Linked DNA regions of Homo sapiens: region 2 is linked to region 1. The links are chromatin loops, found by intact Hi-C in ENCODE. Cell type or tissue: IMR-90. All regions are shown on one strand. Links, peaks and the distances in the headings refer to the core of each region. The heading gives the core; the rest is flanking DNA. Region 1 overlaps LOC105373870 (a long non-coding RNA gene). Region 2 overlaps LOC102724861 (a long non-coding RNA gene).

Region 1 (5,384 bases), core at 224-5,223:
GAAAAGTGCAATAAACAAGAACCAGGTTTATTTTGCAGATGTAAGTCCACACTTTCTCCATTGATAAGAGTCTCTAGTGATTCAGTCAGCCCTATCTTCCTGGTATGGAGAGGGAGATATCCTTAAAAGTGAAGATTTCCTTCATAGGTATAAATTTCTCTTACAAAAGGGTAACTTCTGTTTTCAAAGTGTCTGCTGTGTCTGCAGGTTCTCAAAATAACCAGCTCAAAATAATCCTTATGCCAAAGAGGCATATTTTGGGATGACTTGGGGTAATGTGTTCTGAACCCTATTAAAGTATTTTTTAAATTATTTTTAAAGAAAAATAATTTGCTTAAAGATGGGGTGAATTTGAATCCCTTTTTTCCCCCAGTTTAAAGAGTTACCGTAAGATTTGAGAGGTATGGGTGGACCCGCTCTGAATTGAGATATTTCAGCCACTGATTTAGGATGAAAGAGGGTTTTCTCTTGCCTCCCACTGGTTTTGTGTTTCACTGTTTTCAGAACATTAAATGAAGTGTTACCATGAAGAAGGCACAAATTACTTAATCCTCACACAAGAGCCAGTCTCATTAGCTCACACTCACACCTCTTAGGTCATACCATGGCCATCAATTATACCCGGCTGATGCTGCAAGGGACAATCTCACTGCTCTGTGACATATTTTTCTGTCTTACAGATTCTAGGTCTCAAAATATAAGGAATGACCTCACGAGTCACAGCCCAGTTGTTCCTATATGTAGTTAGAAGGAGATATCTGAAGGTTGGTACACTGTTAATATTATTCAATCATTTCAGCTCTCTTCTCAACCTCTCTATTCTCAACACTCAATTTCAAGTTTATGGCACCACTGCGATTCTAGCCCTTCCATTTCCCACTCGGAATTTCTGTGCTATCGTCCCTCAGGAGCTCCTTGGATCTGGCATCCTCTCTACCGTCAACCTCACACCCCAGGCAAGAAGGGGAAATCCCAGAGGCCATAATCCTCCAGCCATCTGGGAGGCACCCAGAAGACAACCATTAGCAGACACTCTGGGACTTCAGGCAGTTCTGCTCCTTGAAACAACTGTCACTGGAGAGGCGATTTTACAGCAGCCACTGTTGTCAAGTGGAAATACATTTTTAGTAATAAGAATAACAGCAATGGACGGATAAGCTGGCTCTTCTGGAACAACCATCCAGGGATATTCCAGCCTTACAGTTCTATCAGGTCAAGCAAAAGTTGATGTTTCTACCTCACCAGGGAGCACTTTAGCCCTTAATCTCTTTTACAAGCAGCAGAGGACTTGAAGACCAAATGACAGCCAGGGACCTGGCCATTGCCGGGTAGCCTAGGAATGTGCGACCACTAAGGAATTGAAGCCCTTCTCTGTGTCTCTGTTTTTCTCACTTGTCTTCTTTCCAGCTGTCCTATAGGTGTGGTAAATCTGAATGCACAATTCTCAAAAACCATAACTCCCACTTTTTCTAGGTGCCAAAGAGAATGTTAAAATATCTTCAATTATCCATTCTCTCATTTCAACTTCAGCTTCTAGTATTGATTAAGAAGTGGAGACCACCTCATCTGTCCTCCTCAATCTTATTCATGCACTACTGAGACGCACCTACAGGAGGAGAAACACTTCCAAGCACACGATGTGAATTTGTATCTTTACACACCTAACATACCGACTATTCCTGAATCCTTATCCAGTTTGAAAGAGAATACAATGCAAGTAAAACCTGAATTGATTTTAGCCTGATGTTTTCCCGTGGAACAGGGACTCATAAATCACTCCATATGTCAAACTCTGCCCTTCTTCCCCGATTCAGTAATCACTCTCTTAGTAACTTGGGAGATATAAACTAGACATTTGTATCTACCAGGGGTTCTATCTGGCTTATTTATTTAATTCAGCTGAGAATTTGGGGTGTTATGTTTCATTAATTCACCAATGACCTATTTTAAATCAACGATTCTGAGCCAACTTCTTTTTGAGATATTGGACTTGATATAAATACAATGCAGAAAGAAGTAATTCTCCATTCTGGGTTAACTTCATTATTGTGCTAAGTATTCCCATAAGAAAAAAAAATTATCATATGCTCTCAAGCTTCACAGACATATTTTTGTCTGTATGTTTACTCAGAAAGGAGATAAAGTCTACAGTTTCATTTTCATACTTTTACAGCAAGATCCTAACCCAATCCAAAAACCCCAGCTATTTTGCATTAAAGCTAAAATCATGAAAATTAGTTAGAATCACAAATTACGTCTGGCTTTCAAGCTATCTGTAATGCACAGATGTAATGTAGCAAACACGTTGTATTTTAAAAAAAAAAAAAACTTAAAGGTTTTAAAGGAAGGTTGGTGTCTTCTTCCTTTCTTTTCAGACCAAGTGCTAAGACTTGGAGTTCAGTTAACTACTATTATTCATAATGGAGTTTCAAAAATTCTAATGCAAGGAGAAGATAAACCTCTCCACCAATGTTTACTTACTGGAGAAAGCGCAAAAAAAAAAAAAAAAATGAGTATGCAGATAGAGCTTTGTGATTTAAAGCAATAGCTTGCACTAAATGCCCCCATCAAAAAGTAAATTCTCAGGAGTCACCTTTCAAATCCAAACCTGGAGGATGATTTTGTATTCACCACTAATGTCATCCATGATCTCGTGACTCAGAAATACTGAGCCACTTCAGGCACATTGGTTTTCCTAACTAAATATCCATGTCTCCATCTTTAAAAAGTTTAAATTCCTCTCATGCCTGTAATCCCAGCACTTTGGGAAACCGAGATGGGAGGATTGTTTGAGCACAGGAGTTTGAGACCAGCCTGAGCAACATAGCAAGACCCCATCTCTACAAAAATTTTTAAAAATTGGCTTGGCATGATGGTGCATGCCTGTAGTCCCAGCTACTGGGGAGGCTGAGGCAGGAGGATCGCTTGAGCCCAAGAGTTCAAGGCTGCAGTGAGCCATGATTGTGCTGCTGCACTCCAGCCTGGGTGATAGAGTGAGACCCTGTCTCAAAAAAAAAAAAAAAAAGTTTAAGTTTCTTTTCTGTTTTCACTACTCAACTTTAAATGGCCTCTTTTGGTCTGAGCTATGAGGTCAAAAAAAAACCAGTCAGAACTGAGTTTTCAGCTATACATATTTTTACATCCTTGCGACAATACTCTGATGAAAGTGTTAAAAGATAAAGTTAGCCACATTGAAATTTTATTTGAGCAGACAGCAATTCATGAATCAGGAAGCTCCAGATCGCAGGTGTTTTGGGCTCCACCAATAGGGCATGAGAGGAAGACTTTCATAGGGTGAAACTTTCATAGGGTGACTCTCAGAAGCAAGGTAAAGAAAATATAATTGGTTAAAATGGAGCAGAAGTTTAATTTGGACTATTCCAGTGGAAAGTCCCTAATTAGAAATTAATTGGCAGTTCTGGTTGGTTAAGCTTAAGTTTCATTCTCCTAGAATATGACCGTTTACGCTGACTTGGGTTTCCATTTGCTTACATAGTAGCCAGTCTAATAGCCTCCTAATTAATTATTTTAACAAAAAGAAAGAATACATGTTCTCAGAAAACCATTACTGTGGAGGTTTCTGAGTGCTCTCCTCTCATGATGTTCCTTTCACTTCAAAGACCTCCTCTCCATGTATCCAAGCCCTTTTTGCATTAAGCACTGTTCTGACAGACACTTCTTCTTTCCCTAATACCTAGCAGAGCCTACCCACAGGACCACTTAAAAAAAAAAAATTGTGGAAGAGGGATGCTATGCTTTTCTGCTCTTGAAGGAACTCCAAATTGTAACCTTTCAAGATTTTCATGTGCCCACAGGATGTAGCTCAAGTTAGAGCAGAGACTACACTAGATGCAACAACTTAGGTTAATATTTGGTCCAAAACTTAACTGTAACTGTTGTCTCAGAAGAGGTATACCTATGCACACCCTATGGCCACACAAAATGGACTTCTGCTCACCCTTCCCCCTTAACCTGAAAGCTACCCACTATAGATTACATGTTTGTCCCCCCAAGCCTCATATTAAAATTATCCCCATTGTGGGAGACAGAACCTAATAGGAAGTAGGAAGTGTTTGAGTCATGGGGATGGATTTTTTTTTTTGACCGAGTCTCGCTCTGTTGCCAGGCTAGAGTGAAGTGGTGTGGTCTCGGCTCACTGGAACCTCCGCCTCCCAGGTTCAAGTAATTTTCCTACCTCAGCCTTTTGAGTAGCTGGGACTACAGGTGCCTGCCACCACACCTGGCTAATTTTTTTCTTTTTCTTTTTTTTTTTTTTTTTTGGATTTTTGGTAGAGACAGGGTTTCACCATGTTAGCCAAGATGGTCTTGATCTCCTGACCTCATGATCTGCCCACCTTGGCCTCCCAAAGTGCTGGGATTACAGGCGTGAGCCACCATGCCCAGCCAGGATGGATTTTTTATGAATGGCTTGACACTGTCTTCATGGTCATGAATAAGCTCTCGCTCTATTAGTACCAGCGAGAGCTGGTTGTTTAAAAGAGCCTGGTACCGCTCCTTTCTCTCTCACGTCCTTTCTCACCCATGTGATTTCTGCACACGCCAGCTTCCCTTCATCTTCCACCGGGAGCAGAAGCAGCCTGAGGCTTTCAGCAGATACCCAATCTTCCAGCCATCGGAATCGTGAACCAAATAAGCATTTTTTTCTTCATAAATTACCCAGCCTCAGGTATATCTGTATAGAAACTCTAAATGGACTAAGACACTACCCACAAACGTTTCATCCTGGCTTGCTGAAGTTGTTCGAAGAGGAAGTTACAGATCAGTTTCTTTTCCTGAAAGTACAGTCTGTTACCTCAAACAAAGTGTGACTATCAGACAATCAAACATATATAAATAAAGCAAAAAAATGTAAAATACTTTGAAATGGACCAAAGTTATTGTAAGGTGTCTTCAGTGGAGAACTAGACATTGTCTAAATACATCATTTCAAGTTATGTGATTCTATGAGGCCTCTGTGCCTTTCCTTGACTTTCAGTGTTTTACAACTCTTTAAGTTGTGGATAATTGGTAGTGACACAAACAGTTCTTTGTCCATAAACATGCAAGTCAATTTTGTTCTCTGAAAATACACCATTGGTTTTCCTCCCCCACTGTGGAATGAGACAGTTTTGCATCTATTTGTAAATTTATTGCAACGTCGTTTGCTGGTTCTTTAAATTTTCCTTTGAACTAGTTGTAACATCTTACTAGTTCTTTCATTAATTAATGATTTAAATAAAATCTCTAATGTGTATTGATTTTATATTTGAGATTTGTGATTCTATTCTATTTTGGAAATTATAAAACCCAGAGAACAGTACAAAATTGTTCTTTACTTTCCTCATTGAAGAATCCATGGAGTCCACCTCAGGCGGTCAAAGAAC
Region 2 (5,384 bases), core at 301-5,300, 320 kb before region 1:
GAATGTCCAGTTGTCTCAGCACCATTTATTGAAAAGACTATTCTTTCCCCATGAATTATCTTGCCACTCTTGTTGGAAATCAGTTGACCATTGAAACATATTTTGATCTAAGTAAATGGGAAACTTAAGGAACTCTAAGTCAACACTCAGGTGAGTTAGGAGCAAGGCAACTTTCTTGCCAGTTCTTCAAGTATCATTGAGGTTAAATGTAACCTGCACAACACAAAGTGAGGAGCTGTGCACCTGTGTCAGCCTGAAAGAGAGCTTTAAGACATTGTCTTTGACGCTATTCTGTTACATTTGAATGAGGACAAACGTTTACCAAACTTTCAGAGAATTCAAATCTCAAGACAGGTATTTAATACTCAATGTAATAGAGTTAAAATTCAAAATACTCTTCAGAGACCAGAAAACTAGATTGAAATAAACAAAATGAAGGCAGCCTGGGATAAATAGGAACACTTAGTTTCTAAAATTAATTACACAAGTATTGGGTATTGGAGGCTTGCCTAGATTTGGTGGTTGATAGTCACATGGTAATCTGCATTAGTTCCTCCATATGTTGGGGGTGACCTTTACATAGCCCCTGGAAGTCCCTTGATACCACCAGGTAATAATTTAGCAAGAAGCTTATGTAACTAATAGGTTTTTTACTATTACTCCTGGGCAAGGTATAACAAAGCCTAAGTGTTCCTAATAAGAAACAGAATATATATATATATATATATATAGTCATGCATTGTATAACAACATTTTGGTCAATGACAGACCACATGTATGACAGTGGTCCCATAAGATTGTAATGGAGCTGAAAAATTCTTATTGCCTAGTGATGCTGTAGCCATCATAATGTTGTAGTGAAAAACATTACTCATGTGATTGTCGTAATGCTGGTGTAAGCAAACCTACTATGCTACCAATCATATAAAAGTAGAGGACAGGGGGGCCAGGTGCGGTGTCTCATGCCTGTAATCCCAGCACTTTGGGAGGCTGAGGTGGGCAAATCACTTGAGGTCAGGAGTTGGAGACTAACCTGGCCAACATGGCAAAACCCCGTCTCTACTAAAAATACAAAAATTAGCCAGGTGTGGTGGCAGACGCCTGTAGTCCCAGCTCCTCAGAAGGTTGAGGCAGGAGAATTGCTTGAACCTGGGAAGCAGAGGTTGCAGTGAGCCAAGATGGCACCACTGTACTCCAATCTGGGTGACAGAGTGAGATTTTTGTCTCAAAAAAAAAAAAAAAAAAAGTATAGGTCCTACAATTATGTATAGTACATAATACTTGATAATGTTAATAAATAACTATGTTACTGGTTTATGGATTTACTATAGTATACTCTACTTTTTTATATTATTTTAAAGTATACCCTTTCTAGTTATATATTTTTTAAGTTAACTGTAAAACAACCTCAGACAGGTTCTTCCAGAAGCAGACATTTTTGTCATAGAAGATGACAGTTCTGGCCAGGTGCGGTGGCTCACACCTATAATCCCAGCACTTTGGGAGGCCAAGGTGGGTTGATAACCTGAGGTCAGGAGTTCAAGACCAGCTTGGCCAACATGGTGAAACCTTGTCTCTACTAAAAATACAAAAAAATTAACCAGGCGTGGTGGCTGGTGTCTGTAAACCCAGCTATTCGGGAGGCTGAGAGGCAGGAAAATCGCCTGAATCTGGGAGGTGGAGGTTGCAGTGAGCCAAGATCGTGCCATTGCACTCCAGCCTGGGTGACAGGAGCGAAACTATGTCTCAAAAAAAAAAAAAAAAAAAAGAAGAAGATAGATGACAGTTCCATGCATGTTATTGCCCCTGAAGACCTTCTGGTAAGACACAATATGGAAGTGGAATACAGTGATTTTTGATAATCCTGATCCTGTGTAGGCCTCGACTAATATATGTGTTTGTGCCTTAGTTTTTAATATAAAAGTTTTAAAAAGTAAAAATGAAAGCTTTTTTAAATAGAAAAGCTTGTAGAGACCAGACATGGTGGCTCATGCCTATAATCTCAACACCTGGGGAGGCCAAGGCAGGAGGATCACCTGAGGCCAGAAGTTCATGACCAGCCTGGGCAACACAACCAAACTCCATCTCTACAAAAAATTTAAAACTTAGCTGGGCATGGTGGTGCACACCCTTAGTCCCAGCTACTCGGGAGCTGAGGAGAGAGGATCACTTGAGCTCAAGATTACAGTGAGCTATGATCATGCCACCACACTCCAGCCTGGACAATGAAGTGAGACCGTGTCTCTCTAAAAAAATTTTTAAATTAAAAATTAAAAAGAGGGAAAAACGTATAGAATAAGGATATAAACAAAGAAAATATTTTCGTACAGCTATACAATGTGTTTGTGTTTTCAGCTAAATGTTATCACAAAAGACTCAAAAAGTTAAAAAAAATCTAAAAAGTTTATGAAGTAAAAAAGTTGTACTAAGCTAAGGTTAATTTATTATTGAAGAGATAAAACTATTTTTAATAAATTTACTATAGCCTAAGTGTAGAGTATTCATAAAGTCTATAGTAGTGTATAGTAACGTCCTAGGCCTTCACATTCACTCACCACCCACTCACTGACTCACCCAGAGCAACTTCCAGTTTTGGAAGCTCCATTCATGATACGTGCCTTACAAACAAGGACAACTATTTTAACTCATAAAGTTACAAAACAGGTAATATAAAAGGCTGTTATTAGAAATTACTATGGGGAAAAAATTTGTATTCTAAATAAGATTATAGAATAGCCAGAACATTCTTTTCATCTCTATCTAATAACTCCATCATTCCACCACAGTTACGTGGTAACTTTTTGAGAATCCAGGAGTGAAGTACTAGGGCCAAGGAAAAAACTCCCCCTTTACCCTCTGAAGGTTTGCTGGAAAATCAACTGACTAAAGGCAGACTGATAGGAGAAAAGCCATGTAAATATATTAACATGCACGGGGAGAACCGCAAAGTGATTATCCCAATCCCTCATTGGGGTACAAAAGCTTATATATCATCTTGAGGTTACAGAAATAATGAGGGCTCAGAGCATGGCCAAAATCAGGTTATCACGTTATGGTGGCAAGACAGGTTATAGGAGGGAGAGAAGAGGAGGCCTGGCTAGCAAAGGTGGTCTTGTTATGAGGGGACCCAAAAAGTTCATGAAAAATGTGTATTATGAAAACACTTTACATGGGTTTTAATCGTTTTTGCACCAAAGTAAACTCACACTAACTTGTTATAACATGTTCTGACTGAACAGGCTCTAGTTTGAGGCACTAAGAAGAATAAAGAATCAGTTTGAAAGGAACCCTTATTAGAGCAACATGAATTCTGCTAAAATTGAAGAAAGAACAAACAATGAATTCATGGTGATGCTTTAGTGGAAGAATGGTGAAATCATTGATTCTGTACAACAAATTTATAGAGATAATGCCCCTAAGAAATCAACAGTTTACAAATGGATAACTCATTTTAAAAAGGGATGAGATGATGTTGAAGATGAAGCCAAAAGTAGACCATCAACATCAATTTGCAAGGAAAAAATTAATCTTGTTTGTGCCCTAAGTGAAGAAAATTAATGTTGTTTGTGCTCTAAGTTTGTGTTGTGTTAACAACATAAACAACAGCCAATACCACAGACATCTCAGTTGACTCTGCTTACACAATTCTGACTTAAAAATTAAAGTTCAGCAAACTTTCCTCTCAGTGGGTGCCAAAACCATTACACCCAGATTAGCTGCAGACAAGAGCAGAGATTTCGATGAAAAAATATATATCTTTTGAGACTAAGTCTTGCTTTGTCACCCAGGCTGGAGTGCAGTGGTGTGATCTTGGCTTATTGTGGCCTCTGCCTCTGTGGTTCAAACTATTCTCCTGCCTCAGCCTCTCGAGTAGCTGGTACTACAGGTGTGCGACACCATGCCAGGTTAATTTCTGTAATTTTAGTAGAGACAGGGTTTCACCGTGTTGGCCAGGCTGGTCTCGAGCTCCCGACCTCAAGTGATCCACCCACCTCAGGCTCCCAAAGTGTGGGATTGCAGGCATGAGTCACCACACCTAGCCTTCAATGGAAATGTTAAACATGTGGGGTCAAGAACCTGAAGCATTTCTTCAAAGAATTGTAGCAGGAGATGGAAACGTCCTTACCAGGACCATCTAGAAGACAAAGCAGAAGCAAAGCAATGGCTACTAAAGTAGAAGTGGCCCAGTCAAAGCACAACTGGACTGGTCAAGGGCAAAGGCCATGGCAGTGGTCTTTTGGGATGCTCAAGGCAGTTTCCTTGTTGACTTTCTGGAGAGCCAAATAACAACAACATCTGCTTATTATGAGAGTGTTTGAGAAAATAAGGCAAAGCATTAGCAGAAAAATGCCTAGGAAAGCTTCACCAGAGAGTCCTTCTCCACAGTGATGCTCCTGCTTATTCCTCTCATCAAACAAGTGCATTTTTGTGAGAGTTTTGATGGAAATTATTAGGCATCCACCTTACAGTCCCAGTTTGGCTACTTCTGAGATCTTTTTGTTTCCTTATCTTAAAAGAATCTGCAAAGGGTGTCCAGTTTTCTTCAGTTAATGACAGAAAAAGGACTCCATTGACACGGTGAAATTCCCAGGATCTTCAGTTCTTTAGGAATGGACTAAATGGCTGGTATCATTGCTTGCAAGTGTCTTAACCTTGATGTGTCTTATGTTGAGTAAGAAAGTTTACACTTTTAATTTTTATCTTTGAAGTCCATTTTTCCAAGAACTTTTTGAAGTCTCTTCATATGTAGATGAAACCTCACAGACAGCAGCCTTTAGAGAGACTAGATGATAAATGTTTTTTTCAGACCTTCAAAGGTGTCGAACTCTCAGTTAATCTTTCCTAGATCTGGACAAGGGAAGCCCTCAGAGATAGCCTGGCTGCATCAATACAGATTCTTTACAGATGCAAATCAACCCCTCTGCCCTTCCTCCACACCCCTACAAAAGACAGCTTTGCAGGGCTACTTCTGTTTGCAGGCGCTCTGAACAGCCATCTTGAAATAAGTAAAGAAGTATATTTTGGGGTGAAATATTTGTACTTCCTTCAAGGTCTTGAGCATTGCCCTCTGTCTTGTGGCCCTATCACTAGTCACAGGGATCTAAAACTAATTGAATTGTTGAAGAACCTACATTTTTAGACATAAGGTCCAGATTTGGTGTAGTTAACTCTGACATTACCTCTAATAAGATACGAAAGGAAAATACAGCCTTGAGCATCCCCTGCCTCTTGTATCCTTTGGCTTAGCTAGAATACAGTGTTCAATTCTGAGTGTGAAGGCATCAAGGTAATACTAACAAATTAGAGAACATTCAAGGGAAGGCAAAAGAGACTGTGAAATAGGAAGCATGTCAGATGAGTAATGTTTGAATAACATTTGGAGA

The links. Hi-C counts contacts between places; a loop is a spot of excess contacts. Peaks named below come from ENCODE experiments on the same cell type or tissue, not always from the same donor. Only the 100,000 strongest peaks of a DNase experiment are listed, where the experiment ranks them.
Region 2: a loop joins it to region 1, with 11 times the contacts of the local background. A loop is called at or near these places in 2 of 110 quality-filtered maps.

The regions. Positions count from the first base shown.
Region 1 is chr2:215,910,878-215,916,261 of GRCh38, forward strand. LOC105373870 (a long non-coding RNA gene) reads left to right here. Exons shown (of 3, transcript XR_001739231.2): 2 at 681-764; 3 at 909-995. Among named protein-coding and RNA genes, the nearest start is that of LINC00607, 70 kb to the left of the region's middle. In IMR-90, for the core only: no CTCF peak of the experiment used is centred there; no DNase peak of the experiment used is centred there.
Region 2 is chr2:215,592,390-215,597,773 of GRCh38, forward strand. The region is part of intron 1 of LOC102724861 (a long non-coding RNA gene); the gene reads left to right. Among named protein-coding and RNA genes, the nearest start is that of LINC01614, 120 kb to the right of the region's middle. In IMR-90, for the core only: no CTCF peak of the experiment used is centred there; a DNase peak (open chromatin) is centred at 2,602.